Regions from separate parts of the Mus musculus genome. Here region 1 is linked to region 2. The links are chromatin loops, found by intact Hi-C in ENCODE. Cell type or tissue: left cerebral cortex. All regions are shown on one strand. Each heading gives the region's core, and the rest is flanking DNA. Links, peaks and the distances in the headings are about the cores only. Region 1 overlaps Pcdh9 (protocadherin 9). Region 2 overlaps Pcdh9 (protocadherin 9).

What was found. Peaks named below come from ENCODE experiments on the same cell type or tissue, not always from the same donor. Only the 100,000 strongest peaks of a DNase experiment are listed, where the experiment ranks them.
Region 1: a loop joins it to region 2, with 2.4 times the contacts of the local background. A loop is called at or near these places in 2 of 42 quality-filtered maps.

Annotation. Positions count from the first base shown.
Region 1 is chr14:93,809,498-93,825,937 of GRCm38, reverse strand. All of the region lies in intron 2 of Pcdh9 (protocadherin 9), which reads left to right. Among named protein-coding and RNA genes, the nearest start is that of Pcdh9, 73 kb to the left of the region's middle. In left cerebral cortex, for the core only: no CTCF peak of the experiment used is centred there; DNase peaks (open chromatin) are centred at 8,234, 8,312, 9,266 and 9,803; H3K27ac peaks cover 842 bases.
Region 2 is chr14:93,614,754-93,631,193 of GRCm38, reverse strand. The region is part of intron 2 of Pcdh9 (protocadherin 9); the gene reads left to right. Among named protein-coding and RNA genes, the nearest start is that of Pcdh9, 270 kb to the left of the region's middle. In left cerebral cortex, for the core only: no CTCF peak of the experiment used is centred there; DNase peaks (open chromatin) are centred at 6,504 and 6,852; H3K27ac peaks cover 2,142 bases.

The DNA.
Region 1 (16,440 bases), core at 8,029-12,028, 190 kb before region 2:
AGAGCCGAAGTCAAATTGGAGAAAATCATCCAACAGTTCTGACTTGGTCTGTGACCAGGCAGTGAGTTGGCAATTGTTTCCTCTCGATACTCAGATTATTAGTCATTTTACTCGTTTAATTGCAGTGAGACCTAGAAGTATAATTTTTTTAAAGGGGCTGAGAATAGCATTCTCTTTGAGAATCTCTCTGCCTAGGCCATTTCCCACTGCAGTTCTTAGAATTAGATTATCTGAAATTTCAAATAAATTCTCCTGTGGTACTTGCTTTTCAGAGATGCTTAAATCTCTAAGTGACAGATAAACAGTTTAGCTGTTCTGCTACTAACCTCTAACTACATTAAGTAAGAGGGTGTGGGAAGCGAATCAGTTCATGTTCACAAGCACCCAGAGGAGGCACCTGATTTAGATTCAATCAGATAAGCCACCTCTCTCCAGCTCTTTCAATGGAAATATCCTCTTCTTAGGGTGATCCCATGTGATATTTGTGGACCCAACACATTCAAATGAAGTGATGAGTAACATGTAATGAAACACAAATGCATCCCTGTGTGGTAGCTCCTTTCTGCCCTCCTAGTGTTTAGAGGCCAAGGAAGGGGGTTATGTATGAGTCAAGGCTAACCTGGGTTATAGAACAACTTCCAGGCAAGCCTGGTCTACCACGTAATACTGTCTCTAAACCAAACCCTTAACAAACAAAAAAATATGATAGTAAAACCCACAAGGACACCATGTTGAAGCCTGATGGAATTTTGAGTCATGCCATTTGGATAACTATGTAAGATTGGATTTTTAATCAAAACTTCAGTATAAAAGCAATTCTCAACTTCAGAAAGGGAAGCTGAACAATGCCTAGGGTATATTTTTGCTACATTTCCTCATGGGTGATGCTTAGCTACTTTGACAAACTCAAGGCACTCAAGGAGTCAAATTTTCCCACACAGTAGGTGGGACACAGCCAAGGAGGCTCTGGGCTGTAGAACTCTGAGGGAAGAAGAAACACATTGTTATATGGTTTTGTTGTGGTGGTGGTTGTTGTAATTTTTACAGCAACAAAGGATCCATGAGTATCAGAGTGACTAAGTAAACCATAAAAAGCAATAAAAACAGAAAGAAAAGTAATTTGTGGGAAAACCTGTTATTTAAAAAGTTGGATTAGTTGTTTACGATCTTCTATATTATATTTTTTTGGTTTTCATTATACTAATTGCTATGTTTTTTGCAATCCCAGTTTTAATTTTCTCTTATTGACTTTTGCATCTTTAGATTCAATCATTAAATGAATATGTTTTCTAAGAAAATTTCTTTCTTTCTCTTTCTTTTTTTTCCCATTTTTGATACACAGTCTCATAAAAGCCCAGAGAAGTCTTATATTCAACCAATGCTATATTTGAACTCTATTTCTCTGTTCTCCTCTTGCCTTAAATTTTAATGAAAATGTCTACAAAAAAATGAAAATTTTAAGTTTTACTTCTGCTTTGGGGACCAGATAGGTTTTCCTGAGACCGATTATTACGTATTTGATGTTTAATAATTTACCCTATTGCTTATTTTTCTATTAAATGAAGTTATTTATTTATTTATTTATTTATTTATTTATTTATTTATCTATCTATCTATATTGTATGAGCATGGCTCTGTGTTGTTCAGGCTTGCCTTGTGCTCTTCCACTCTATGATGCTCCCAAGTCAGGGTCTGAGCAGTGGTATCATAGTTATTATAAATTTGCCTGGCATATGGCTTAATTTCAGAAAGTTCAGTGAGGGGACAAGGGTACCAGGACACTTCCATATCATGTAATTTCTAACAACATCTTTAGCAATACTTTTTCATCTCAGAATAACTTATAAAGCCCCTGCTATGATAAAGGACTACTGCCCCTAGGTATTGGTTTCCATGGTTGCCCCCACATACAGGAAGCTCTTTGGCTGGAGACTGTGTGTTATACAAATCAGAATAGTGGGTAGGGTAACATGCATGGCTGATATTCTTCACATTTGGATCCTTATTTTTTTCTAATGTCCTTCATTTTCCGAGTTTTAATTCAAAATATGTTCAAAGTTGCTCACTTGTCCAGCATTAATAATAATGTGTGAGAACAGAGATATACATCCTCATGGGGATTGTTATAGGTAAACTATGTCAGTCTAATTGAAATCTAATAGCTAGCATATCTTTTACCTAGGGCATTTAGTGATCATAAAAGTAGATGTTGGGGGTGGGTTAGAAAATAATCATAGAAGGTAAGTTATTCATGAAGTTATTTCATAAAACCAAAATTACTACAAAATGATTCATAGCTGTTAGTCTTCTGGAAAGACTGTGTGATAATAGCATAGGTTTGTTTTAAACAAGAGAAAAAAAATGATACTCTGAGCCTGAAAGTGTTTAATGATGGTGCTGTGTCTGAAGGTCAGCACTGAGTAGCATTCTAGTCAGATGCTCACTGACAGAGAAGGTCGGCAAAAAAGGCGTAGGAACATAAGTAATCAGAAAAGAAGGAGGAAAAGAGGAAGGAAAGGAGGGAGGTGGCCTATGGAAGATTGATACCCTTCCCCATTCTTTTAAGGACACCACTTCTACTCACGAGCATTTCACTCTCATAATCAACTTTCTTCCAAGGCCCCATCGTTCAAGAACCATTATATTGCAGACTTGAGACTTAACTGAATTTGGGGAAGCAAAGCATTATTTTAACTTTTATTATGTCCCCAGAGCAGCATGCTCATTAATTTGCTAGTTGGTGATTAGTTTGTCAGTTAGCTAGTGAGTTGGCTTGTCAGCTTTATAGAATCTAGAGTCATCTGGGAAGAGGAAACCTCAACTGAGGAAATATCTCCATCAGGTTTGGCTATAGGCAAGCTTGTGGAACATTATTTTGTTTGTTTGTTTGTTTTGTTTGTTTGTTTGATGGTTGATATGGGAAAACCCAGGTCACTATGCACAGCACTATGCCTGGAATGGTGGACTTGGGCAAGTTGTACATGCTATGAAGAGCAAGCCTTGCACAATGTTCCTCCACACATTCCATTGCCATTTCTGTCTCATTTCCTCCAGTAAGCTCTTGAGTTGTGATCTCTCAGTAGTCAAGTTTATGTTAAGGTGAACCAAACCTTTTCCTCAAGTGATTGCATTTGGTCATGGTGTTCATCCCAGTAACAGAAAGCAAACTGTGACAAGAAGGTAAATTTGAAAGTCATTATTCAAAAAGTTTTGCCCTCTGCTTGCTACTAAATTATCTTCAATCTCAATATATATGGAACTAAGCAGATCTTTTGTTGTTATTAATGTATGTGGTATAAAGAAAAATGATTTGCTTTTGTTGGGTCTAAAATTAACTTTATTATTTATAGTCTCATCACTTAGCCTTCAGAAATACAAGATGGTCTATTGGTCCCTAATTTGGAAAGTCAACAGCTTGCATATGATGTGCTAAAGGTATTTTAATTATCATTTTTTAGGGAAAAATGTTAGGTTCTGACATTCAGTTACCTTTGCAAGAAGTTTACTTTTAAAATCACTCCATCTCATTTGGCATCCAAAAGCACCACAGATGCGTTTTGATTTTCTGGTTTTAATTAATGTCAACCCCCAGGTTGCAGGGAGAGTTGTCTTATTTGTCTGCCAGAGCCCAGACTGGGGAATTATGCAAGCAATGAAGAACTTATGATACCCCTTAAGGTTTTAAACTTAAGTTTCAAATTTCCCTAAAATCTGTGCCTGTTTATGTGTTAGATTTTTAAACTACATTCTGCTAAAACTTCCTTTAATGATCAAAGAAGTTTTTCATAAATATTATGGCTGCCATTTAACCTTACTAATAATATTGATTCTACTTCATTAAATCATTGTGTTGCCATAGCTTTCCAACAGGTCAGCTTTATAATAAGTTTTAAATTTAATTTTACATTTCTTTATGGGATTCTTTGAGCTGTATACATTTACCTTTGCATAAAAGTTTATCTAAAGTGAAGGCTGGTCTAGAGCATGTAGATATTGGGTTACCTCGTCCAGCATCAATATAAGTGTGTTTTCTTGTCTTATTTTCCTTTTAATTTATTATTATTATTATTATTATTATTATTATTATTATTATTATTATTATTAGAGTATGTGTGTTGTTTGGCTATCCTCTCTTGTCATTTGGCCATTTCTTTTATGAAGATGAAAATCAGGAGGAAACTATCTGTGGGAGAAGGGGGTAAAGAAGTATAGGCAGTGTGGAGGGAGTTGAAGCTGAAGTTGAGATGCATTGTATGAAAGAAGAACCTATTTTCAATAGATAGATAGGTTGATAGATAGATAGATAGATAGATAGATAGATAGATAGATAGATAGATAGTTTGATTGATGGTAGAAACAATGATATTATTGTAATTTAAAAAAAAGGCTAGGGGGCATTATCAATATTGCCATTAATATAATTTATGCTCCTTCATTTAAATAATTTCCTAGAGCATTTCCTTATTGTATATCTTTAAAGCATGAACTTGAAGTTTAAGAGAGGCAGTGTTCAAATTGCATAAGTCCTGAGAATGATAAAGAATCTAAACAAAATGTATGAGAAATATTGGGTAAAGTAAAAGAATGATGACAGGTGTATGGTTACATCATAGGCTAACAAGGGAAATTTTGAATTATTTTCTTCAATGGATTTTTTTTTAAATATGTATTACTCCATTGAGGAACATTCCAAGAGTGCAACGAAACATGTAACTTAGTTTTAAATGTGAAAACCCAATATGATAATTTCTTCAAACTTATTTTAAAAAAAATCTCAGGTCCTCTAAGGGAATTATTTTATAGAATGACATCCCAGGGGGTGTGCTCTACAGGCTAACAACATCCTAATGATATAATGGTCAAGCTGAGCACTCTTGTCCAGCTTACACATGCAGTGAAGTAAATCTTAGAGTCGGGGAAAAGAATGAGCTAAAAGTTCAAGTAGGCACAGATTCACCACTCCCATTACTATGAGATTAGGGATCATTTTTGGTTGCTTATTGTTTGGTCAAACGTTTTCTCTTCTTTGTACAGTTTTTAGTATTCTGGATATTTCCTTGAGGACTGGCTTCTGTCAGCAGTATGTAATCCTTTGGCAAATGAAAGGAAGAAAGAAAACTATCTCTGAGACATAAAGAGGGGTGGCTTGAACAATCTCACCTACCTGAAAACACCATGATTGGGTGTGCCTTCCACTCCTATAGAAAACACAAGACTATGTTTTTCTCATGAGTTTAACAGTTAGTACTTAAGGTTGTGATCTCATTTGAATGTGAACAAATTTTTGTTTTCAGCGCCTTCTTTTCTCCTTTGGAAAGTTTCCCATGGCTATATAGTTGTCTAAATTCTATTCAAAAACTATCAAGTAGTGTCCACCAAGTACACCTTGGTGTACATTTTAAAAGATTAGAAAAGCCTGAAGGATGAGCAATCTCTAAAACCCAGTAAGAGTCAGGAGTGAAGTGGAGTTACTTCCTCCTGCCTGCCTACTGTGTTCTATGTGCTTCTCAGAAGGAACTAGCAACGAAATGGGGGAGGGCAATTATTAGGCATCTAGTCCTGTATAGAACGATAAAACACAAAATTGACAGTTATTTACATAGAGGAGAAATGCCTTTGACCAAAGGCACAGAGTAGAACTGGAAAAGAAGGTTAGGAGGGTTACAAAATAAATGATTATAGAGATTAATGCAGAATCATTTACCAAGATAGCATATCACCTAAATTTGTTATATTCTGAGAAACGGATTAGTTATCTTAAACATTTACCCTTCCATGTTTAATATCAGGAGGACATTGGACACTCTAAATTTCTGTTTGGTTTTATTCTTTCCACCTTTACATTTTCAATTCAGTGCACACACTTTCTTTAAATTGCTTGCATAAAATAATATATGCCTTAAGCAAGGCATAGAGGATTGTGAAAATTCACTGTGTATGTGTGTGTGTTTTAATTCAGAGGTCACAGGGGCCAGATGAGATTGTTCTTTCTTTTGTTGTTCATACAAAATGATTTCCTTTGGCAATTCTGTTATTTCAGAATGAACTAAATTTTTCATTAGTTCCTACTAGACTGCAAATAAATTATTTCTGTAAATTGTGAACCTCCAAAAACTACAGATAAAAGCATATATGAAGAAACCTTGGGGTAGGCAAAGGTTTATTTATTTACTTATTTTAATGTACATACTACACACACGCACGCACGCACACGCACACACACGAACGCACTCACTCACAAACCTTGTTGTACTATGACTTTTATCAATCAATCTGGAACATTCCTAATGTGTAAAATGCTTTACCAGATACAACATTAAAGCCTTACCATTTCTCTAGGCAATAGTCCCGTGACCTAACAAAAAGAAAATGTGGCAAATAAATTGTTCAGAGTATTTTGAGAAATGCCAAATAAATAAATAAATAAATAAATAAATAAATAAATAAATAAATAAATAAATAAGAAAAGTATTTAGAAAATAATTTACAATGGAAGGCATTAGTACCTCTGAGGCCATAGATATAGTTCAGGCCAAGGGGAAAGGAGATGGAAGATGTATTTGTAAACCCTCATGTCAGAAATGATGCGGGTCGAGGTGACATATATTAATTGCTGCTCTTTGGTGTCTGATGATATTCAGTTACTTCAGATGAGGTACATCGTATATGCATTTTAAGAACAAGACATTCTCTTGAGTTCTATGATTTATGCCTCTAATTATCAACTCATCATTTCTACGTATTAAAAAAATATAAAGCTCTCTTATCTCTCCATACTCATTTACAGAGAAAAATCTTCAGAGAATATCTCCACATTCCCAAAAGCTGGTTTTTCTTTCTGTGTGGGAGGTGTATGTGCACATATGTGCTGTGTAGGCCAGAAGCTGATGTCAGATGGTTCCTTAATTGCTCTTTAACTTCCATATTGAGGCAGGATCTCCTCAACACTAAGTTCACCAGTCCTGGGATTCTAATTAGCCAACGTATCTAGCAATCTCCTGTCCGAGGCTCCAAGCCCTGTGATTACAGGATAGCTTCCACGTTGTTCTCACAACTTTTATGGGTGCTGGTGAGAGAAACACAGTGCTCCACAATTTTATAGCAAACACTTCATTGATTGAGTCATCTCTTCAGTTTCTAAAATGGTAAAATTTAAAGTATTATATGGGACCAGGAGATGTCATAGCAGTTAAGGGCTCTGACTACTCTTCCAGAGGACACAAATTCAATCCCCAGCACCTATATGGCAGCCCACAACTGTCTATAACTCGAGGACAACATTATAGAGCCATACAGACAGGTAAAATACACATACACACATATGTACAATATATATAAATTTGTTAAAATGAAATGTATCTTCAATGATAAACCTTTTCTTCAAATCAATCAAGGAATGACATTTTGTGGGTTTTAAAAATTCTATTTTATTGAAGATCAATTCATACTTATTATTAATATATGCAATCAAAGAGCTGATTATAATACACCAAAGAATTATATAATTTTGATTTTTGAATATAATTTAAAAGCTGATAGAACACCTAATATTTTTATGATTTGAAAGTTATTTCTCTCTGTCCTTAAGTTAGAAAATATTAGCATTAAAATATTTCATAAATTGTAACTCTAGCATAAAATGAAATCGTATTATTTTTCAGTAACATTTGTATATAAGTTTAGATTACTAGAACAGTAATTTGATATTAAAATTGCTGCAGTTAATTCATATTAAAAAATTTCTTATCAACTCTTAGCACTGCCAATAACTCTGCCTGTCCAGAATATCAGCAGACATCTTTTGTTGGCAGACATTTTCTCAAAGTCTGAATTCCTGCCTTTGTGAACAATATTGATATAAGTGAAGATTTAGATATATTCTGTAATTTATCAAGGCTATGATGATTTGAATGAATTTGCTACTGTGGCAAAATTTAAGAAATTCTCATAGATTGAGTCTGGAAAAATATGTTGTTCTTAGGTTTAACTTCACTAATAAGGTGAAATCTGAAGTCTAACAGTATCTTGCCTTTTTACTCTGAGAGGTACAAAGAGGCCTTCGGCATGAGTGGGTTTCTGAAAGGAGGAGATTTCATAAATTTTAAGGAAATTGTGTCAGCCGAGGAGTGCTGCCAAGTTGTAATTCATTAGTTCCCTGCTTGGCACAGTTCCAGTTCCTATCAACAGTAAAACACACAGGTTTATTCTCGGGGCATGGAATTTTCTTACCTCCAAAGGCAGCTCGTGCTTTTATTTAATGTAAAATTGACAATTCTTAGAACAAACACAACACACAGAGGTCTTGTAAGGCCTTTCTAAGAAGATAAAATTTGGAGGGATCTGTGAAATAACACTCCAGCTTTGCTTATGTAAGTTATGACATCTATCTTCAGAGATGGAAAAGTATTCCTTACAAACCCTTACCTCCATCCCTGCAACAAAAGAATTATGTCTTGAGGGCCAGAGGAGGAGGAAGTCTGTGTGACAGTGTGTCTCTGAGAAGGGACAGGGAAGTTGCACACATGAGCACTCAACAACATGGCTACCTACACAATAAATGGATTAACACAAGGCTAATAGTCATCCTTAGACAGAAAGGAAGTTGTCACAGGGCCCTGTCCCCAAACAAAGAGCTACAGAGGACCAAAGACTGCCAAGAGCAGGAGATAAAGCGACCCCAAGGAAGATCCTCCTCCACTCAGTTTGTTATCTAGTCCCAAGTGCTCAGCCCTGAAATCATGTACATGTAGATAACATCAAGCAGAATGAACAGGTTGTATTCATATATGTATGCATTTGTGTGCATGTGTGTGTGTGTGTTTAAAAGTAACAAAGAAAAATAGCCCATATTGTTAAGAGAGGAAAATGGATGGAGATGGGGAAAGAGATAGGGTAGGCAAGTAGAGAAATAATGTAATATTATTTTATTTTTAAAATTAAAACAATTTGACAAAAACAAAAATAATATGCAAACCTGGGACCATCTAAGCTTTGTGCCTTAAATATAAGCAAGGAAAAACTATGCAAACAATTTAACATTATACAGATTGAGCAAGTTGTATTTATATATTTAGGAACACTCATACACACAGGCAATGACAATTTAAAAAAAGACACCATGAATTTTAAAAATAGCAGGGAGGTACATGGGAGAACATAAGGGATTGAAAAGAGGGAGGGTTGATGTAATTATAATCTCAAAATATAGAAATATTTTTAAAGTGAATATGTTGAGAATTCCGTGGGAATGTCCCTGAAGCTCCACTCTGGGTATAATTTCCTGAGACTGTACATGGACTTACACACACACAGTTCCTGACCATGAAAATACTGTTTACTTTTGGCTATTCCCAGGCACCCTGTTGATCAAGGCAAAAGATACTCATTTTTCTTCCCTCTGCTTCCACTATTTTTGAACATGGTTTTGCCAGCTTACAGAAGTGGATCTAATGGTTAGTTGCTTTTTGAAATGAGATTGATTCCTATGGAGTCTCCCATCTCTTTCAGTACAGGATATTAGAGTGTAGTAGTTCCCCCTGGGTTCTTTATCAAAGGTACGTTTATCATCATTTACCTCAAGTTAAAAACAAACAAACAAACAAAAACAAAACAAAACAACAACAACAAAACAATGGCCATAATCGGTAAAGCCACAGACCTGGTTCTTTTCTGTCAAAGCTTCAGACATACATACTTTCACCAAATATCATGAAGAGCCATGGGGGAAAATGTACGAAATCAGGTCATGTTACTCACTGGATGCCATATGATGCCATATGAATGTCTCCAAGATGAAATGAGGAATATCACAGAAGAGCTGGTAGGATTCTCTCTTCCAGAAATTTGAATTCTAGCAGCAGGAAACTAAAACAACATTGAGCAGAAGAATACAGTAAGTGTTCCAGTGGCCCTCTCTCAAGTCTGTGCACTGAAAACTTAAATCAAAGAAGGACATTTAAACCAATTATCTAAGTATCTATGAAACTTACCTAATTTATGCTTTGACCGTATAATGCATGAAGAGAATATATTATATTTACAGCCATTGTCTCAACTGCTCTTATCTATACCGGACAAGACTGCCCCAAACTCCTGTGACAGGTTTCCCCAAATTATCATGTGGCTTTGTTTTATTGTCTTTGCTTTGTGACCACCACATGTAACCAGGACTACCCTCAAGGGCATCTCAACTCATTCACTGAGGCATAGTTAGCTCAACAGCACTGAATACAATGAGACATGTTTTAGCATTAAAATGATCAAATGACTAGACTTGAGTTACTTGTTCTTGTATGAAAATAGGAACTTGGAAGGAAACAGGAGTATAAAAGGAAGTCACCTGTGATATATGCTCAGATAATACATATATTAGTTTCCCGTATAGTAGGGAAACAAACAAGCAAACAAAAATATGGATGAGAGAGATAGTCTAGGGCAAAGAAGATACAAAATTAAAATAAATTAATATTGATCTCATTACAGCATAAAAGAGAAAGAGCTTAATTACTTACTAACTCTGCCTGTAAGCAAATGTGTAGTGTATTGCTTTGTTAGGTAAGGGAAGACCACTAAATGCCTGTTCTTATAAAGGATAAGTACTAGTTACTCTGTTTATAAGTAGTTTATTAGCAAATTAAGAATAAGTGTGGGATCACTTTATTAATATGCCTTAGCTGCTAATCTGTCTCTATATTTACATAATGGTTCTCATTCTTGATATTCTTAGCAGTCTTAAATGCATTTTGTTTAAGAATATCACCCGGGGCTCCATCTTATATACAACCACCAAACCCAGACACTATTGCATATGCCAGAAAGATCTTGCTGACAGGACCCTGATATAGCTATCTCTTGTGAGGCTATGCCAGTGCCTGGCAAATACAGAAGTGGATGCTCACAGTCATCTATTGGATGGAATACAGGGCCCCTAATGAAGGAGGGAGAGAAAGTACCCAAGGAGCTAAAGGGGTCTGCAACTCTATAGGAGGAACAGCAATATGAACTAACCAGTACCCCCCCCCATCCCCGAGCTCCAGTCTCTAGCTGCATATGTAGCAGAGAGTGGCCTAGGGAGACTTTTTATATCATTATTCTGAATAGATAGAGAAATTGCTGTTGCAACTTCTGTTCCACAAAAGTTGCACTGTCTTACAAGTATTTAGAAGAATACAAAATAAAATTATTTTGAAATTAGTATTCATAGCTTATTTTCTGCTTTAACAATACCATTTCTGTACTACGGTTCCTTATCTTCTTTTCTACAACACAAGATAAATTTAATTCAATAATGAATATTTGTTAGCAGTGTGCGAGACATCATATGCTAAACTTAATATAACATATTAACTCTTCCTCACATATCTAATATACGTATTATTGTGATAACATTTCACAAATAAAGAAATATGAGACTTGCATATGCTTGACACAGTATGCCCAGTATGACATAACAGAGACAAAAGGAATTCCAGCTGAGGCAGTCAGCAACAGGACTCCATGCTGTTGCTACATTTGACTTGCTCTTTCATATTTGCTACAAGGTTTTCAAAACTGACAAGTTCTTGGAGAACTGTCTCTCACCCTTTGTTCTACAGAACTATTGGCTCTTTTTGCTGCAGACTATAGTAGAGCAGCAACTTTGAGGTCAGAGCACAAATGGAGGGAAGGAAGCAAACATTCTGATTTTTGTCAACTTCCAATTCTCTTACAGGTGAAACTATTCAAAATCTGTTTCAGTACATGCTTCAAAATGACCGATGAGGTCATACAATGATTTTATAGCACTGGACTCAATAGTAATGTCTGTGCTCACATGTGTGCCTGTGTGTATGTGGAGGTATGCATGTGTGCATGTGTGCATACATGTGTGTATGTGTGTGTATGTATGTCCTGTATTCCCTCTTTGACCAGGTTTTGTTGTGATGGGCTCAATAATCTTCCTACTCTGTCTGGAGTAGAATAAAGCCATATTGTTATTATGCCCGGTTTATAATCAATCCTTTAATGATAAAAGTCTCCTCTCTACCTTAGCATATTCATCTCAGGACAACTGTATATGTTTTGTAGTTTAACAGGTAGATGTGAATGATCAGGAACATAAAATCCTCAGGCCTTGATAAGATTTTCCTCTGGTAGGGAGTGGTAAATAAAAATGTCTTTATGATGTGTGTAAAGACGGTAGAGAAGGACAGCAGAGGGCAAAGAAAGGAAAAGGAACTGAAGTGAATAGAAAGCTGTTTTCTATTTAAATGAATATGTTGATTGATTCAGAAATGTGGTGATTTTAAAGAGAATGTTGACTTCTTTTGCTTAATCTTTTCATTTAAATTAAAACATGCATGGGCATTCTAAGCAAATGCTGGTTACTGTAGACAACAAGGAACAACATAATTACTCTTTTCGCTTCCGTTTTTCTTTCCTACATCTCCCTGAACATGTGCATGGTTCTGTTACCTAGGAGAGGAATCACTGCAAGTACATCAGCTATGAAAAAAATCCAAAAGAATATGAGAATTCCTATAATTGGTCCCTAACTATCTGGGGACATCTGCTTCACATAAGAAATGGTCTTGAACAAATGTTAGTAGTCTGATTCCTCCAAACCACCAAGGACAAGAAGGTTGCAAGGTCCAATTAATGTAACATTGCAGGGGAGGGGGGAATGGGAGGTATCTTTAACAACTGAGACATTTTTATACATTCTCAAAGCTTCAGAGATGTAGTGACTTCTGAGGACTGAAAGTATGTTAAAAAAGATAGACCGGCATTTAAATGCTGATCTCAACGTTTCACTAGGGACCACTAAAAAGCCTTTCAGAGGAAAACACCAAGATCAGCAAAACATGAAATCATTACGGCAGCAAACTTTCTAGGTCTGCTTTATATTATACTTTTGAAAAGGACATTTGTTTAAGGATATGATAGTTTCATCCTGTATGTAATGCATACTCATCTACTGGTACTGAGGGTGGGAGAAGAGACAAAAGGAGAGAGTCCTTTGTTAGTAAGATCACAGACCCCATAGGACAAAAGGGACCAATCTGGCCCAGACATCAGCTACTTCCTAGCAGCTCATTTGCAAAAATACTTTTCTAATACATGTGGATGAAGAGAAAGTAAACGATGCTCCACGCATAAGTGTGTTCACAGCATCGAAAGAAAGAAATGGTTTCGGCTGTGGAAAAGGTGGGAGTTTGTTGGAAGACAGGCTCAAATTTTCTGGCCTTCTTCCCATATCGCTCAATCTCAGTAATTATTCCTTTTGATTAAAGGACAGATATGGCAGCCTCTTCAAGCCCATTAGCACTACTATGAACATGAGCCAAAGAGGCCACTTTAAAGTAAGGCAAATGTGACTTTTCTGCTGGGACAGAGCAAGCGGCCCAAATCAGAGGCCTAAAGCTGGACCCCGACTGTGCGCCTAGATGTCATGGAACATCATGCTGTGGTCCTCCTAGCAGAGAGTCATTCACAGTTGTGTATTTGTTATGTGAACATCTGTTCTTCCTTTCCCACTGCCTCGACCATGCCTCTCCTATTGGAAATAACACCCTAGCTGGGAGGTTCCTTCCTTTAACCCCAACACTCCAGAGGCAGAGGTAGGTGGATACCTGTGAACTCAAGACCAGTGTGGTAAGTTACAGGACACAAAGAGGTACTGCTTCAAAAAACAGAGAATCCAAAACAAACAATCAAACACTACACACACACAGACACACACACACACAGACACACAAACACACACACACAGACAGACAGACAGACACACACACACAGACACACACACACACAGACACACACAGACACACACACAGACACACAGACACACACACACACACACACACACACACACACACACACACACACACTCCAAGTTGAGAAGCACAGCACAGCTGAAAGGTTGCAAGGATAAAGACATTTATTTTGTGAAACGTGTCTGTTTTGTACTAAAAAACAAAGTTCTGAAAGTGGAAATACCCTAGCAACCTAATTTCAACTGTTTAAAATAAGAAATTAAATGAAAAAACAGAAAAGATTGTTAAAAATAAAAACAATAGTTTCGGGAGTCTTTTTAGATGAACTGTAACAGATGCAGAATAGATAAAATGCTGCAGGCTAGAGAAGGGGAGCAAAGAAACGGTCCATTAGAGCATCTTCCCAACATTGTTCATCTACTTGGTATGTATAAAAATGCTTCCCCTTGCCTCTGGGCACATATATAGCAAAATTCAGAACCATGGATAGTTAACTAACCTTGGGAGAAAGAGCGAGCAGCACAATGGATTCTGAACTGACTGGAATCCCACTTTCAAAGGGGGAAAGGAGGAGTGAAAAAAAGCTATACTATTTACTGAACTTAAATGTTATGAAAAACTATAACTCCCCTAAACTGAAAGTTTGTTTTGATTGAAGAAGGCTTTTCTGGCAGAGAGGAAGAATATAAGAGAAAGAAGTTGCCAGCTCGGCCTAAGCATTGAAAGTGCCTCAGATTTGGAAAGCCTCCCTGAGTCACCACTTAATGTAACCACGGCCACTGCTAAATGTAAAGGGTCTCAAAGATTCCTGGAAGGATCTATTTTGGATAGAGTCACTTTCTTATTTCTGATGCTTTGTGGATATTTTTGTGCACTTTACAAAGTTTACTGAGCAAAATTTTCAACATTGCCATTGACACAGCTAGGGGTAGAAAACTACAATCAAAGTGTCTTTGAAGCAAACTAGGAGTGGCTTTTATTTTGTTTGTTTTGTTTCATTCGTTTTATATTTGCTTTTAAAACCATATCAATGTATTGAAGTTGGATAAAATAATACAGGATGTCTGGGACATCTTCTATTGTACTTTTATTCATATATTTATAAATTAGATTTTATTTTATATATGTTTAGCTTAGTAACATGTGAATTGTAAGAAAGATCGGTGTATGTTTATAGAGTAGCTTAGCAAATGCTGTACTATGCACAAAGATTTCAGCTCTTGTCTGATATCAAATGCAGCAGAGTACTTAGTGTGAGTTTCCTAGAAATATCTGGAGACATTTCAATGTCATTTCATGTTGTCTGAAATGGAACGTGGACTATTTCCTCAATTACCTGCCTACAACATTCAGTAAAGAGAGACCTATTAAATATGAAGATTAAAGGCAAGCTAGCTTTATAGCAGGCAAAATTAATTCTTAAACTTATTGCCTTGCAAGTTAAGAGCAGAAGACTTTCTGATTATAGATATTAAAACCCTATAATGTCATCTTTCAAAAGCAAGTGTTAATATTAAATTCTTTTAAAATATGATTTTGGTGTCATTTTATTGATAGATATATCCTCTCTTCTGGAGTTTGAGGAATGTCATTGAAGTGACTTCTAAACACTTTATGAATATTTTTCATTCATTATGCTGGTATATTTTATATCCTATAAAAATAGTACTGTAACCTTCCAGGAGTAATTTGCCCTTAAGGTGGACTAGTATGAATTAATGCCTTACTTAATCTTTATTCAGGATATAGTCCCATATTTTAAAAGTTATAACATGCCTATATCAATATCTGGCTTTAGCTTCACAAAGTCTTCTCTGTGGAATTTACCACTGTATAGCATAGAAAGTACAGCATAAACAACATCAAAATTGGGGATTTAACGGGGTAAGATGATTTCCTTGTTGGAAAGAATACTCTCTTCTCATTGTTAAGAAATCATGCTTTGCCTTAATTAACACTGTTGAGCTTCGTGGTACTAAATGAAGTTAGAAAATCCCTCAACATTCTTATCATGTTTAAGAAGGGAAGAACAAAAAGTTGACAGGATAAAAAAACGAATTCTGAACACTTCCAAGAAGCCTAAGAATCTTAATAAAGAAATGCTTCACTCCCAAGCATCTCATTCAGAATAAATCATGGATTCTTGATTAATTCTATTTCTCTGACACTTGATACAAATATTTAGACAGTCATTCAAAGATGGCTTTGTATAACACAATACAATAAATGTTAAAATGGGTATTCCAAAACTATCAGCTCTGCTTTGCATGGTGGTATGCAATAGATTTTCCTTTCTGTTGTTTCCTTGTGTGTGTTAGAATTAGTTGAGTGCAGGTCCTCTTTCATGCCATGGAAGCCCTGTACCAGGGATTTACATCACAAGCCTGTTAGGGAGGAAATGAAGAGCAGGTGGAATGAACTTTCATTTCTCTTTCAATTATTTATTGTTTTCCAAAATAAAAGATTGATAGGGAAATTATAAATTCCTGAAGTATTTTTACAAAATTGAATAATTAATCTCTTGATCTCTACCTTCTCTCTTGCTCTTGCTCTCTCCTTCCCCATTCCCTTCCCTTCCCCCTCTCTCCATGTGCTCATGGCCATGGCCGGCCTCTACTTCTCTGCTCTCTCCCTCTCTCTGTCTTTCTCTGCCTCTACTACCCTCTTAACTTCCCTCCCCATGCCC
Region 2 (16,440 bases), core at 4,600-8,599:
GAAGTTAACAAACAAAACAATAAAACAAAAAATGAATAAATAAAACAAGACTAAACTAAACTAAACTAAACTAAACGAAAGGCACCACCGCACTGGAAAAATGCTTTGTGTTCAGCAATTAGTCTCTGAATAGTACTCAATTCTAGTGGATATCTGTTGCAAACAGCTTCTTATTAGAGGTGGCACTTTGTGTCTATTTCCTGTTCTCAGTGCTTGGAGAACCTCAAGTATTTTATTACGTCAACAATATGCTTTAAGAAGAATTTAGGACATAAGCTAGTGCACAAATAGTTTTCCTACATACTGCACTAAGAAATTCCTTGATAAAGGTTTACTAATGCAGAAATACTGTATACAATTAAATATTTTCAGAAGCTTCACATCAAATGAGACGACTGTTTCACTCTCAATAGGTTCAATAATTATATCCTTTTGGATATAATTTCATTTTTCTCCTTTTATTTCCATCCTTGGTTTCAGTGTAGTCTGTGATGGCTTTGAATTTTGATCCTCATGCCATAGTTTCAGAATTTGGGGTTACATGTACATGTAGTTATATCTATGATTCTCAAATTCCTGTGTAACCAGATTTCTCTTCAGATGGAATTTAGCTTCATTCATTTCAAGTTCACATATGAGACCTTAACCTAATAAGTTCCGCACTGGAATGTGTCCGAGATTGTGCCCCTACATGTGGAACTTAGGTGAGCGGTTCTTAAAGACGGGGTAATACTCTCTGAAAGAAATTTTAGATTATACATTTCAATAAAAGAAAATATTCAAGGATTTCATTTATCGTTTAAAAGACATATCTTTAACTTTCTGGTGTTCCAGGGAGTAACAATGTTTCCATTGTCAAGGTCATAAGAACTGATGCAGCTTTGTAAGGTATACAGAGAAATTTGTTCCACAAAGTAAAAGAAACTCTATACAGAAGAAGAGAAAGGAGGGAAAGTACAAGATGGGAGAGTCACACTGTTTCCTTTATTCACAAATTTGATTTTATTGGAAGATGTCATGTTTCCGTTTGTATTATCCTATTCAAGGAAATAACATTCCTATTATTCCATTTTAACTAGAGCAAGCCTTAGTATGTAGACATGTATCCATTTCAAATGAAGAGTGTGCTAAGTTAAACACCATAAAACCAACAATTAAGAAAATTGCTTGTATACTAAATTAAGACAGAGTTTTATGGTAATTATATCAGATACATTATGCTTTTCCAACATACAAGTAATGTGCCTAGACCCCTACAAAGTAATAAATATGTAAGAGTTATTTCAAATCAGATATTATATCATCCCTTTATTATTATTGTTACATTTTACTGTGAATGTTTCTTTGATGCAATAGCCAAAAGTGAAAATTCCCAAAATACAATTAAAATTAATCCGTACAAATTTCATAGATATCATGATGTTATATCTTTTAAAATTGTCAAAGTACATGAACAAGCCTTTGTGACAAGTTGTAGTCTATCTTGCTCCCACATCTTCCATAGACTCAGAGGATTTTCAACACCTGTCTCATCTTGCTATCACTGTACTTCATAAAGCCACCAACATGAAGTTAATGAGCTTAGCTGGGTTACAACTCAGTATTATAAGCTTGAGATTTCTTAAAGAATAAAACAACATGGTCAAAGCCTTGTAGCTCTAAGTATGAAAGTGGGTAAAGAGACTAGTTCTGGCAAGTTACATGCAAAAGCAGCACCCCACAGAAAGCACAAGGACAACAAAATCTGCAGTTACACAAAGGGCTGATTCACCAATGATATTAAAATAAAGTGAACCTGGTCCTCAGTTCAAAGGAAGCCAGGCAACATTTGTAAAGTATGGCTCCCCTAGATTGTATTCAAATGTTATTGCAAAGTAGAATGGTATCTAAAGTGGGAGAATAAAAGAACCAATGAAAATGTCTAAAGATATTTGAGTTCTACATTATTAGATGATGTTATGGGTGCCTGGGTGCCTGAACACACACACACACACACACACACACACACACACACACACACACACACACACACACACACATTGTATAGACAAAGGAAATAATCACTCATTCAGGTTAGCTTTATTCTCTCTTATTTTATTGCTAGAACAGAAAGGATAGCAGGACCAGTACAGGAGTGAGTCACAGAGCACGGGTTTCAATTAGAATTAGCAATGACTCAAGTTGATCTTGAGACTGTCTGGTTGCCAAAACCAGTTTCAAAGTTTCTCCATCAGAGTAACAAAGATTAAAACAGTGTCAAAACATCCCTGTGAAAAATAATTGCAATGATGAACCAGGATTTCAGATGGATATTTTTGGAAGTTGCCATAAGATTTCAGTGAGGGCACAGATCAGTTATTTCAGGAATTAATATAAATGATACCCCGAGTGGTTTCAGAGAAAAAAAAAAAGTATTACAGATTTGCTTTTGGAGAAATAATAACTGAAAAATATGATTTACATAACTTAGGTTATATTCTCTTTCACTTTTCAGCAATAGGTATGACTCAGATAACGAGGGGCCAAAGGTCATAATACTGATAATGGCTTTTGAAAGAGAATTTTCCTTGAATTTTGTGGAAATGGTCTCTCATCCTGATTCTATTCCTGTGTGTTCATAATTATGTTTATATATTTTGTAGAAAAATATGATCATTCCCTTAACACAGGGTACCGTCGTCTGTTCTGTAACCTTTAATAACTTCCTCTAAAAGCTTCAGCAAACACATTGTAAAAGTAATTGGATTTCTTTCAATGTGGAGTGAGTCTATGTATGTTTGTCTTTGTGCTTATACATGTATATTCTCACTGTCCATGCATTCAACTGAAACTACCTATAGCTGCAGTGGAGGAACAGATGATAATTACCTAGCTAAATTAAAAAACAAAAGTTAATTTTCTCTGGCGGTATGAAGTAAGCTTACATTAAATGGATGTAGTTAAGACTGGAGAAATGTCTTATTAGATAAAAGTATGTTCTTCTAAGCATGAGAAACTGACTTTAATCCCCTGAAATCACAGAGTGGACAGAGAAAACCAACTCCTACAAAGAATTGTCTAACCTTTACATATGCATTCTGGCATATGTGTGCACACTCAGCCACACACAGATAGTAAATAAATAAATAAAATGATGAATGGATAGATACCGATATATATGATAGATAGATAGATAGATAGATAGATAGATAGATAGATAGATAGATAGATAGAAAGATGTAATATGACCAAACAAAACTTGTGTAAACATTCATTGAAATCATAACTAATGACCTAATTTTACCTTTGGTGTAGCACACTGCTTGGAACAATTACTTCAAGTACGAATTCTAATATATTGAATTATTCTTTATGAAAAAGTGGAAGGATAAGAGGTTGTTTAATCTTAGCTCCAAACTTTGTCTCTGTAACTCCTTTTATGGGTATTTTGTCCCCTCCCAGTATAGGGGAATGCCAGGGCTAAGAAGCAGGAGTGGGTGGGTAAGGGAGCAGGGCAGAGGGAGGGCATAGGGAACTTTCGGGATAGCATTTGAAATGTATATAAAAAAATAATAAAAAATATATAAAAAGAGGTTGTTTAATTATATTCTTTAAACTAAAAATGTTTTTGAGCTTCTAAGATCTCTCACATGTATTCTTTGAAAACACTTTCTCTCATTTTATTATTCTTCTTTTGCCTCTGCTCTTCATCAGGACTGATACATGTTCAAGGACACATCTGAAGGGCAGAATTTATGGGCTGCCTGCTCCACTGTGCATTCGATTTGCAGTCATTGAACAGATTAGTTTAAGCAATTAAAAGAGACACCATATAAACCTTACAGAAGACTATAATGAAGCCAGGAGGAATTAATGGCCTTGAGAGAAAATAAATCAAATAATCAGAATAGGATTAGGTACTGGTTCCTTTATAAAAGTGCAAGAAAGCAAGCATAAATGTTTCTTTGCGTTCATCCTTGATCTTACTTAATGTGTTTAAGAACAGAGTAATGTGATTTTCTTTAAAGGGATTCTAAGGACACATCAATAAACATTATTCTGAGGTTTGTGGGTTTTTTTTACATTTGCATATTATGAACTCCTGTTTGCATAATAAGACCTCTGTTATGTCTCGTCAGTCCATGGGTGATTACACAAAGGAATAACAGAGTCCTGTATCCTTTGTGATATGTATTATTGTAGTCTATAAGAGCATCCTGACAATCTCAGCAGAAAGTAACAGGGAGTCAAGCTACAGTGCCTTAGATGGCCATTCCATACTATTGAAGGCATGTCTGGAAGACAGAGGACTCTGAATACACACCAAACAAAATTTGTCCAAATACATTTAAAGCATAAATTGCTGTGATTAGATGTCCCCGTTGATTCATGAAATGAATCCAAATAGCCTGACTGTCTTTGATCAATATCTATGATGTCTGTGAATTCAGAGTGATATCTTTAGATCACACAATTAGACTTGAGTTGATAGGAATTTTGACATTGATCATTACCGGTTACTGCCCACCCCACTTCTTTTTTTTTACTTCAAAAGACAACTTCATAGCCTTGTAATCAAAATGTCTGATAGTAACTGGAGAAGAGCAAAATCCTCACTTCCATGAACACTCCAGTTGCCCTCTGGAAATGGGAGGGTCCATCTCAAAAGCTGCAAGTGACCCAGGATAAGAACTCACAGCAAGAATGCTAGTTGTACATGCAAAGTTGGACTCTATTTTTTTTTAAACTCCCTAATCCCCGCTCCCCTTTAAGGGCTACCAGAGTAAAGACTCATATACTTAGTATTCTCAGAATGTACATAAGCTCACACAATGATACATATTTCAATAAATTATGTTTTAGGTTCTTCTGCAGTGAAAATTATGTGTGAGCAATAATCATCACACTATCTCTAGTGTTATGAATCTCGAATTTTGTAATTCTAATCAATCAAAAGAAGCATCAGCCTGAAAGAACTTCCCTAGATGTGGGATAATCAACTCTCTTTTAGGAGAATACCCAAAGCTCATTTGCTTTTTCTGATTTCTATTTCTTTTATGTATTTATGATCACAGAAAGGGCAATTTGGAGAATGATATCAGTAATAAAATCTGCCTAGGACACACACATACCCAAGCTTTGAAAACAAGGCAAATATCACTAATGTGACCATTTTAAGATGTATAATTTCTCCAAAAGACCACATTTCTGTAAATTTTCATTTATAATTGTATCAGAAAGTATTATTCACATGGGATATTTCAGGTTTATTCATAATGAAGAACATCTATTACTTGATAGAATAAATTTAGCTCCTTCCATTCTTTTGTTGATTGGTTGCATATAATTGAAACTAAAATTTCAGTAAAAAATATATTTTAAAATTTTTAAGTCAATGTGCAAGTATTCATATTGAATGAAATTTACACGACATCAATCTTACCTTTCTTTTTAATTAAAGAGTGATTTAAAAGAGAAGACATTTCATTCACATGGATGGCATTGACTAAGAAAGAAAAGTTGTGAACAAGATAAAGATATTGGCCTTTCTCAGTCATGCTATCAAAATCTAAGAGGCCAATATTCGTTTATCAGCTATGATTGTTCTGGGTAATCTCCTAGCCTGCAGTGACATAAACAATCACTACAATACATGTTTCTAAATATAACACTTGGCATATAATATACTGATATGGAAATTATCTACATTTTACACTCACTGTTCAGGGGTTATCTGAATTATAAAAGGGGTTACATATGCAACAGCTATTAAACAAGGTTATGTATTTGAAGGGAGCATGTGAGTGTATGAGTGTCAGAGTACTGAAATGGTACAGTGAGAAAATGACATCATCAGCATGGCTTTGGAAAGCAGTTTTTATATTCTGTCACTAGGATAGGTAAATATGCTTTAAGGGCTAAATTAAGCTACCTTAGCTTTACTTGAAGAGAGTTATTGTGTCTTGTTAAAAGATAAGTTTGGAAGTAAACAGTGCCCAATTGGAATTCTATCTATCACTATCAGTGCTAGCATAAAGTGATTCATATTTTAGGTATTTCTCAATCCTATACATCAAAGAACTATGCTAAATGTGCTGCTACAGACAATTAGAAGCAGCCATGCATGTATTGCTCCTGCATGTAATAATCTGACAATGCTAACATGAAGGCATCATGGATATTTGTCATTTAACTATTTTTTTTAAAGCAGTGAGGTTAATCTTCCACAAGAAGCGAAAAGTTTAATTGAAGGCTAATGTACTAGATGATTGACAGAATCAGAGTTTCAGAAAATTTAACTGGATAAAAACAATGTGCCCTTAGACACTGACATAAACTAAAAGTCTCTCAGTGAAATACAGGAAAGCAACTCAAACAAGCTAAGGACAAAGGAGTCATGATTTGACAAAAGCTCATCTTAAAGAGTTGGGTACCCTTAGTTGATTCTAAGTAGACTGTGCGTCATCGTGTGATGGGAATGCCAAGAAGAGCTAATGGAATCTTGGGCATCGTTTAGAGAAGTGTGCTTTACAAAACTATTGAGAGTAGTTCCCACAGTCCTCTGCACTAAGAACAGCTGCAAGATAATGTCATGTTTTGAATGATGCATATTATGAGACACTCTAAAATTAGTGAAGACAAATGAATTATTGGAAATGATGCTGTATAAGGAAAATGGGGGATTTAAGAGTTATAGATGCATGTCAGTATTTTAAAGTTTTCTTCTGCATGAAAAAAAAAATTCATCTAACAAAATGTAAGATTAATGTGAGTTATATAAGCAGGTAAATTTGGAATTTCTGTAATGAAGTAACTTCTTTCTAAACTGAACTGTTAAAAACGGAGTGCTTTCTTTCTGAGGTGGCAAATCTCTTGCCAATGTAAGTGTTGAAGCAGATGCTGAGTGATCTTTACTGCTAGAACTGGAAGGGAGATTCCTTTATCTATAGTTACTGAGTGCATGCTAGGTATCAGTGGCACAAAATGATAAGCATAGATGCTTTAATGGCTTAAGTCTAAAAAATATAATCAGTCTCTAATACAATAAACTTTGCTAGTTCCTCTGAAAATGCAAAATTATGTTAAAAGTTTAATATATTGAAAGAAAATGACCACATGAAGTCCTTGATAACACCATATTTCAGTTGATTTGATTTTTAACATGTAGACCATTTATTAGGAAAATGTATTTTCTTTATGTTTACATTATTTGTTTTATGATGCATTTAGTATTATAGATTAGGCTTCTCTGAGCTTTTTGTCATTTAACTCAATATTAAAAAACTGTCTTACATTAAAAAACTGTCTTATATTAAATCAGTACTCCTATAAATAGATCTATTCAATGATGGAAGTGGTCTCCAACCATGAGAACAAGAGATAAAGCCATAAGTAATTATAACCATTTAAACTTAACTCCCAAAACTAAGGATCTCATTTGAATATTATTTAACAGTTTACTGATTTAAATATTATAGTCACACAATATTGGCCAGTAGCAGTTCAAATAAATAGCTATCTAATACTGCATTTTACAGTTTTGTGAGATATGTTTCCTCCGATATAACATGGGATCTCTCCCCTTTTAGAAACTGCACATTGTTTATGATTATAAGCCTCTTTTCTCTGTTGTCATGTCAGAGAACTTCTAGGTAGGTCATTCTGCTTTGGGGCTGTTCTCGTTATGCATCTGATTTAAATACTAAAGTTGGCAATTGATGTGTTTATTTATCCATATATCTTGGGCATAACTTCCAAAGCCACCTTTATTTTATCATTTGGCTTTAGGCTGTCACATTTAATCTGTTCATGTGTCCAACTTCCACGTCATTAACAACAGTGTAGACTTTTCCAACTTCCATCTTTTCTTCACGCTTTGTCTCATGATTTCAGCTCTTTTCTGCAGAACACTTTAGGAATTCCTTACAGAACAAGCACACACATTGTGATGCACTCATAAGTCTATAAGTAGACCCTGACGCTTTTGTCCATAGATCACCTTGTGAAGTAAGTTGAAATAAATCACCATCTTAACCCTGTAGACAGAGAAATCAGACAGATATTGGGAGATACACTTCAGTTACCCCCTCCCCCATGCAGAGATCTAAAGCAGCGGGATCCTTATGGGTTTGCGGCCTGGGGTAGGTAAAAAGTTCCAGGATTATCAAAGATACAGAAAGAGGGGTTGTTTCAAAAATTAACAAAGACCAAAAATGAACAAAAACTATAAGAAGGAAACATGAATTTTACAGTTATTACAAATCTCAACCTGTCTGTGATTATACTGTCTTCAACTTTTCCTAATGAATATATTTTAGTGTGTCTGAACAAAGTTTCTATGTTCCAAGACAATGCACATTTTCAACTGTCCTCATGTATATATATGAATATATGCATTTATACATGAATATGTATTCATACATATATGCATTTATGCATATATATGCACACACATACACACACAAACACACACACACACACACACACATATATATATATACACATACACATACATATTTCAGGTAGCCACTGTTGTTAGTATCCTACAGAACAACTGATATGTCCTCTTTGATTTGGCTTGAATCTTTAGTTTTGAAATTGTTTTCATGTACTCATTTTCTTCAACATCACTAGCATTTTCATAGACCAGTACTTGTACTTGTTATCAAAAATATTTTATAAGTGCATATATTGGATTAGCCTTGTAATCTTAGCAGTGGAGAGACTGAGACAGAGAGATTGCCATGACTATGAAGCTAATCTCGGCTATAGAATGTGACCTGTGACTAAAAAACTTTCCGAAGAACCAAAAGCCCCAAACCAACCAACCAACCAACCAATCAACAAAACAACCAACCAACCAACCAAAACCAAAATAAAACAAAAATATATGTCAAAATAAACAAGAAAAACTAAATATATGTAAGTATGTGTGTTTACATATACATATTTTACACTTCAAACAAATAGTATGTGGGATAGGTGTGGTAATCATTACAACTAATGTGAAAAATGAGAAAGTTCAAGCTCAGAAACTCACACAGCTTGCCTACATGCTTGTGTAGGCAACATGAAATAAGAAAGCGGTCCATCCTTTTATAAAATCCCTAGCACAGATACCAAGAAATAAAAACTATTATACAAACGCATTTCTTCAATTGCAGCATATTATACTGCTCTTTCTCATTTGTGTTATGAATTCTCAATGATAAGACTTTTTAAGGGATTTTGAAAACTTAATTCATTTTTTTAAAGTGAAATGTCTGACTTTCCCTTTAATTTCTGGCTTTGCTTATAATTTTTCAGTTATATAAGATTGCTTTGAAGATTTCAGGATAGAAATATCTAAAATTTATTTTGAACAAAAACTGATCTCTTTTCATAGATGATTAATACAGCCACTGTAATCAACATTTAAAATAGCCAAAAGCATCATCTTAGGATAATAATTTTGCCATCATTACTATCTTAAAAATCATAATGAGTCTTTATAAAATATTCACTTTTGCCAGTATGGTAAATAAATGATGAAACTTTCTGAAATCAACTAATAATAAATTTATTGTATCAGGTGTAATATCCTTGCAAAAGAAAATAAATAAGAGATTTTAATCGAACTCGGAGAGGGGAAAAAAGCTGTAAAAGGTCGTGGTTGCCATGCTTGAGCAGGCTGCTTTTTGGGGTGTATGGAGGAGGCTGCAGTCGCTTGAAACGTGTAATCTGGAAGACTTCCTAAGCATATGGAGTGGTTAGAAAAAAAAATGGCACAGAAATGTGAGTGAGGAGAAGAGAAAATTGGATAAATCAAGGGAAAAGCCTGGGGGAAGGGCAGCGCTTGGTGCAAGGAAGCGAGACCAGATGTCGAGATGGCCATTGTGGGCTTGCTTTTGACATCACAGGATTATTCTGAGCGTGCATTTTAAAAGAATAAGCTCCTGTAATAGTTCAATAAAGGCCAAAACTGGTGGGATGGTTAAAGAAGGCTTTAAATGATAGAGCTTTCCAGTCTCAGCATATGGACTGAAGTAGATTTTAGAATTAAATATGTTTGATAATGGGCATAAAGGGTTTTTTTCATTTTAAGCGCTGCCTGGCATCCTGTAGTGGGCATTGCTGCTCTTCTGAGTCACAGGTCACGATATAATGTTTCGAAACTTTTAATTACTTAATTTTCTCTCAATTCTAAAAGAGAATCATTAAACTTGCACTGTGTTCCCCACAATGTACAGAAATTTGCTTAGTGTATTTAATGTTGCCTTAGTCAGGGTTTCTATTCCTGCACAAACATCATGACCAAGAAGCAGTTAGGGAGGAAAGGGTTTATTCAGCTTACACTTCCATACTGCTGTTCATCACCAAGGAAGTCAGGACTGGAACTCAAGCAGGTCAGGAAGCAGGAGCTGATGCAGAGGCCATGGAGGGATGTTCCTTACTGGCTTGCTTCCCCTGGCTTGCTCAGCCTTCTCTCTTATAGAACCAAGACTACCAGCCCAGAGATGGCATCACCCACAAGGGGCCTTTCCCCCTTGATCACTAATTGAGAAAATGCCCAACAGCGCATTTCCTCAACTGAAGCTCCTTTCTCTGTGATAACTCCAGCTGTGGCAAGTTGACACAAAATTAGCCAGTACAAATGTGTTATGTCTGGTAAAGGAGAAAAGCTTGCTAAGTTTTGATTTTGAGTTAGTGAGAAATGAACAGACATGTACCTCGATAATGCCATTGAACTTTCTTGTATCCCAGATCTCTTATTAAAAACATATTAAGTTAATTAATCCAAAACAATCATTTTTACCTCAACAGAGTATTTATTTGTAGGGGCTCATGCCAGATAAGTAAAAGAGGGTGTTTTTGTTTTTGCCTTTGGTTTTTTTTGTTTTGTTTTGTTTTTGTTTCTGTTTTTGTTTTTGTTTTTCTTTTGTTTTTTGCAATGGCATCTTTTCTATCATTGTGAACCTGACCATAATTTTTTTGCGTAAAAATTCAAGATAGAAGAGAAACATATTTTACATTTCCAAAGGGTATTTTTAATATTCCTAGAAATTTTCTCTTAACTTGTTTATGTTTATTCATAAAGCAAATCTACTCCAAATTGTAAGAAGCACTCTCATGTACACATTGTGTACTGCTGCAGTATAAGTAAAGTTTCTAAAATAGAGTATCTGATAGTAGCATACAAGGACACAGCCAGTCAAGCTTCTAACCACTTGCAAGTGGTTCATTAGGGGACATTTCAGTGCTGTCCTCAAAAGTTATTTCTTTAATTATTTTCCTTGCTGTTTTTGTTCATTACTACAATTTGTTTTGTCTGTCTTTGATGTATGTAGCTGTTCTCAGATGAACCAACATGTATAACACTGAGATAACATTCCATATGAAGCAAATCTTGATGTGCTTCAGATAGTGTTCTCAATTCCGGTTGTATTCTAGAGAATACCACTAGAAAAGACAAAAGGCAAAAGGATATTGGCTGGATAGCATATTGCTTTGACTTATAAACCCAGGTTTTCACTAGTTTTCTAGGTATATGTGCTAAATTGTGTGTGTGTGTGTGTGTGTGTGTGTGTGTGTGTGTGTGTCTGTTAGATAGACAACTGATACATAGAAGACTGAGCGTTTAAAGTGTTTGTTCACTTCATACAGCTAGAAAACTCAGATTACCAACACAGTAGATATTATATTGTTATGTGAACTAAACCTGAAATATACATTTTACTAGCAGTTCTAGTATGAACAAGGTTAGATTTTAATATGTATCTGAGCAAATAACATAACAGATATCTTCTCCAAGGAAGTATCTAATATGTTATTTGTAGTTTCATAAAAGTGTAGTTTAATTTACTCAAAATTATTACTGTTCAATGGTCCATAACAAAACAAGATCCTTTTGTTTATTTATTTATCCATCTATGTTTTTATTTATGCATTGTGTGTGCATATACCCATGGGTTGGTGTGTGTGCAGTGTATAGAGATTCGAAAGGTTGATGTCTGATGCCTCCATTCACCTTAGTTTCTGAGAAAGTATTTCCCACTGGCAGTCGTTGATTTGGGAAACAGATTTGGGAAACAGATTTGGCTAGATTGACCCATTTTTTTTCTGCCTTCCCTATGCTGGTTTTACAAATGTATATTACAACTGCCCATTGCATTCTGGAAATTGAACTCAGGTTTCATATTTGTTAGGAAGCACTTTACTAACTGGGCCATCTCCCCAGACTTATTCTTTCATTTAGATTATCAAAGTGAATGCACTAGTTTATTGCACTTTTCCAAATAAATTGAGTTTTGGAATATATTTAAAAATAATATTTAGGTTTTATTTTATGGTGTCCAATTTCGTTACATTTATCCCTCAAATAAATTCACCAAAAAGAATGAATATGTTGTCTAATCATCTTTGCACTTTTGCAAAACAATATAAGGTGTGAGGATAAGAAGAATAGTGATGATTTTAGTATTAAAGTCAGTTTATTAATTTTGATTATTTGCAGTGGCTGTCTCTATGATTATTTAAAGGGTGAGCCTTTTGCACTTTAATTATATTCCCGTTGGATTTTTATAGCTTTAATGAGATTCAGAGATTAGAAAACAAACAAACAAACAAACAAACAAAATAGATAACACTTAATATTTTGGAAAGTAAATAAGATACTTCAAAACTAAGATATGATTTTAAAGTATCTATTTGGCGACCTACTAGCCATAATTTGAATATCTGGTTGGCATAATAGACAAATTTTATCTTTATACATTTACTTTCTCTATCTTTCTCTTTCTCTCTCCCTCCCTCATTCCAACCCTCTCCCTCCCTCCCTCCCTCCCTCCCTCCCTCCCTCCCTCCCTCTCTCCCTTTCTCCCCCCCCCTCCTCTGTGAGTACATGCACGTGCAAGCATATATGCATACATGTTCATATCAGGGAAGTTTACTTAGACAATTTTTTTCCTGGCAGTGTTTATAGTACTTGAGATATTGTAACGTAGTTTTGAAGCTGAGTTCAAACACAGGAAGGTAACCACCATCAGTGACCCTGGGAATTTCAGTGTGTACCTTGCAGCTTGATTGATTAGTGTATTCATTTAACACATTAAAATTCCATAAAGTCCTTCACCAAACCTAAATCATCAAAGATTTTTCTCTTTCCATGGAATGAATGATAGCTAATGCATTCATTAATTACCTCCTTTAAAAATTTTAGCTTGCGATACTTACAATGTATAACCAAAGTTTATTGAGAAATATTTTTTAAATGAGTTTTACTTGAGGACTTAATCTTCTATTAACATGTGTTAACATGCCAGTCTTTCCCACACACATGAATTGAAGAGTAATTTACCGCAGCTATCACTAACAGCTTTATCAACTGTGACCACGTAAATAGAACTTGAATATTCTTAAAATACTGGAAATTGATTTTTAGAAATTGTATATATATTACTAGCCAAGAGTCTCTCTAGTTTGTCTGTTTCTTCTAATAAAGTCTGACCAACTTTTCTTTTGTATGATCCTCCTTGTCAAGGTTCTTTTAAAGTCCTGTACATATTGGCAATAACATTGTGCAGATTATTAATGGGTAGATTCCTTTTGTCAACATACATACAAAACAGATGGCAGATTCCTTGTTTGTATTGTAAATGACAGAATATAATTTGTTATATGTTTTTATTCCTGTGTTTTCTATTAATTTTTATAACTTTTTCAAGACAATTCCAAGTTTCTGCTTCAAGAAGTTAGGCAATTAAAATTACTCTATGCTGATCTTTTAGTTTAGGCTTTCTTTGCTTTTGATACTGGAGTTGTGCCAGGTAAACAACAGAAATGAGATGTTTAAATCGTTAAACCATTTGTGTTGGTTGGAAGATGAAGTTTAATGTCACTTGGTATTATTTTAGTTCTCTTCTTCTCCTCCCCCTCCTTCTTTATTATTATTATTATTATTATTATTATTATTATTATTATTATTATTATTATTTCTCTTGTTCTTCCTTCTTCATCTTCTTCTTGATCTTCTTGTTTTCTTCTTGTTCTTCTTGTTCTTCTTGTTCTCATTCTTGTTCTTATTCTTCTTGTTCTTTTTCTTCCTTTCTCCTCCTCCTCCTTTTTCTTCTTCTATATCTCCTTCTCCTTTATTTTTAAGTTTAAATCTCTTACTACAAACATCAGATTTTTGTACAGCTGGATTCATTGGTTGCCTGTTTGTGTGTTGCTGCCTGGATGTGGCGTGGTCGTTGGTAGCTGGCTGGTAAAGGGTAAATAAAGACCCAGGGATCAGGAAAAAAACAAACAAACAAACAAACAAACAAACAGCTTTTAAGTCCATTATATTCTATATAAATAGAAATAATCTGATACATATTGCAGTATATTCATAGTAGACACGCATTTTAGTTACATTAATGTAATATAGTTTCATGTAAACCTTTGAAATAAAACCATAGACTTTGGAGACTGTCCCACCCTAGACACGCAAGAACTCAACTCTATCATTGTTTTTATAACATATCCTTAAATGTCAAGGAAAAAAGACTTCTGGCACACATTCTCCAAAGCAAGTCATACTGTTTCTGCATTGCTTCTTTTTAAAATAGTCTTTTGAAGTAAAACATGAATAAAAATTTTCATAGCACTATTAAAATCAATAGAAGCTATTAGAAGAAAAATAGACATTTCTATAAACAAGGGTATGTATGTACTTTTATATTTTGCTGCATTTTAGATGTGACCAATATTTTTTTACATTTTGATAACTAATACAGGATAACTCCCATATAAAACACACTAGCCACTGAAAAATTGAAATAAAGTAAGATAAAGTAGGAGAGAAAGAAGGTCAGGGGATATTTTATATAACATTCTGTGCATCACTAATCTGATTGACAGTTAATACCTTATTTCCTATCAACTATATTTTCATCATTCCTTACTGTTAATTAAACTGTGATTGGTGCTGCCCCTTTTTGCTTTCCTAAGTATCTGGTTATACACTGGGCTGAAGTTATTATTCAAAAACTAGTGGTGAGATACTTATACAGAAAAATTATATGTAGTCTTAACTACAATTCCATGTAATATGTAAGGAAGTAATATACGAATGTGACCTTCATTATTTCTTGGACAGAATTTAATTAACAGGAGACTTATTTTTTCCATAGTAATACCTGGGTCCTTTGAAATTTTCTGCAATGATTGATTGCTAATTAACTTTATACAATTTACAAAATTCCTAAAATAAAAAAGTAGGTAAAACCAATCTACAAAGATTACTTCTATGGTAGTCCCAAAGCATTCAGATTTACATATGCAAAATGAATGATATGCAATGCTGAGGTATATTTAACTGTAAATTTTCTTATATTTAAAAATGTTTGGGGGAATAATTTTTTTCCACCTCCTAATTTAAATATTTTATAGAATGGTGATGATCAAAGTCTTTGTTTAAAATAAATATTTTAAAAGAAATGATATCAGATGTATTTTATTACAATTTACTTGCAAAATAGTCACTCTATTTATGACACCAAAGTCAATTTACAGAAAAATAAGTCTGATGATTTTCAGAGGAATTAGATTTTGTGGCATTGGAATATCTGTCTGCTGAATGTAATAGATTTTTAAACAATTTGGATTTGAATCACCAAACCTCATTTTACTCAGAGTATTTACACACACACACACACACACACACACACACACACACACACACACACACACACACACATATATATATATATATATATATATATATATATATATATATATATATAAACTTGTACACATTATAATATTGAAATAAGCACATGATTAACACACACACACGATTTAATTTATTATCATGGAATATAGACAACTCTATCATTAACAATGAGAAAAATTACATATGTACTATCTTACTCTCCATACATGGGTTCATGGCCATTCCCAAGACAGAGAACTATAAATGGTTCTGATTCCCTCTTATTGTCATTTCTTGACTAAACTGTTGCAAGTGTCTTCTCTATTTACCATGTGATGTCAGTCATTATTATGGGAGCAGTTCCTATCTTCATCTATTATTGTAGAAAAATTGTTATCTTAAAATTATTACCATTTACAGAAAATGTGGTACATTTACACAATGGAGTACTACTCATCTATTAAAAAGAATGAATTTATGAAATTCCTAGGCAAATGGATGGACCTGAAGGGCATCATCCTGAGTGAGGTAACCCAATCACAAAGGAACTCCCACAATATGTACTCACTGATAAGTGGATATTAGCCCAGAAACTTAGGATACCCAAGATATAAGATACAATTTGCTAAACGCATGAAACTCTAGAAGAACAAAGACCAAAGTGTGGACACTTTGCCCCTTCTTAGAAATGGGAACAAAACACCCATGGAAGGAGTTACAGAGACAAAATTTGGAGCTGTGATGAAAGGATGGACCATCTAGTGATTGCCATATCCAGGGATCCATCC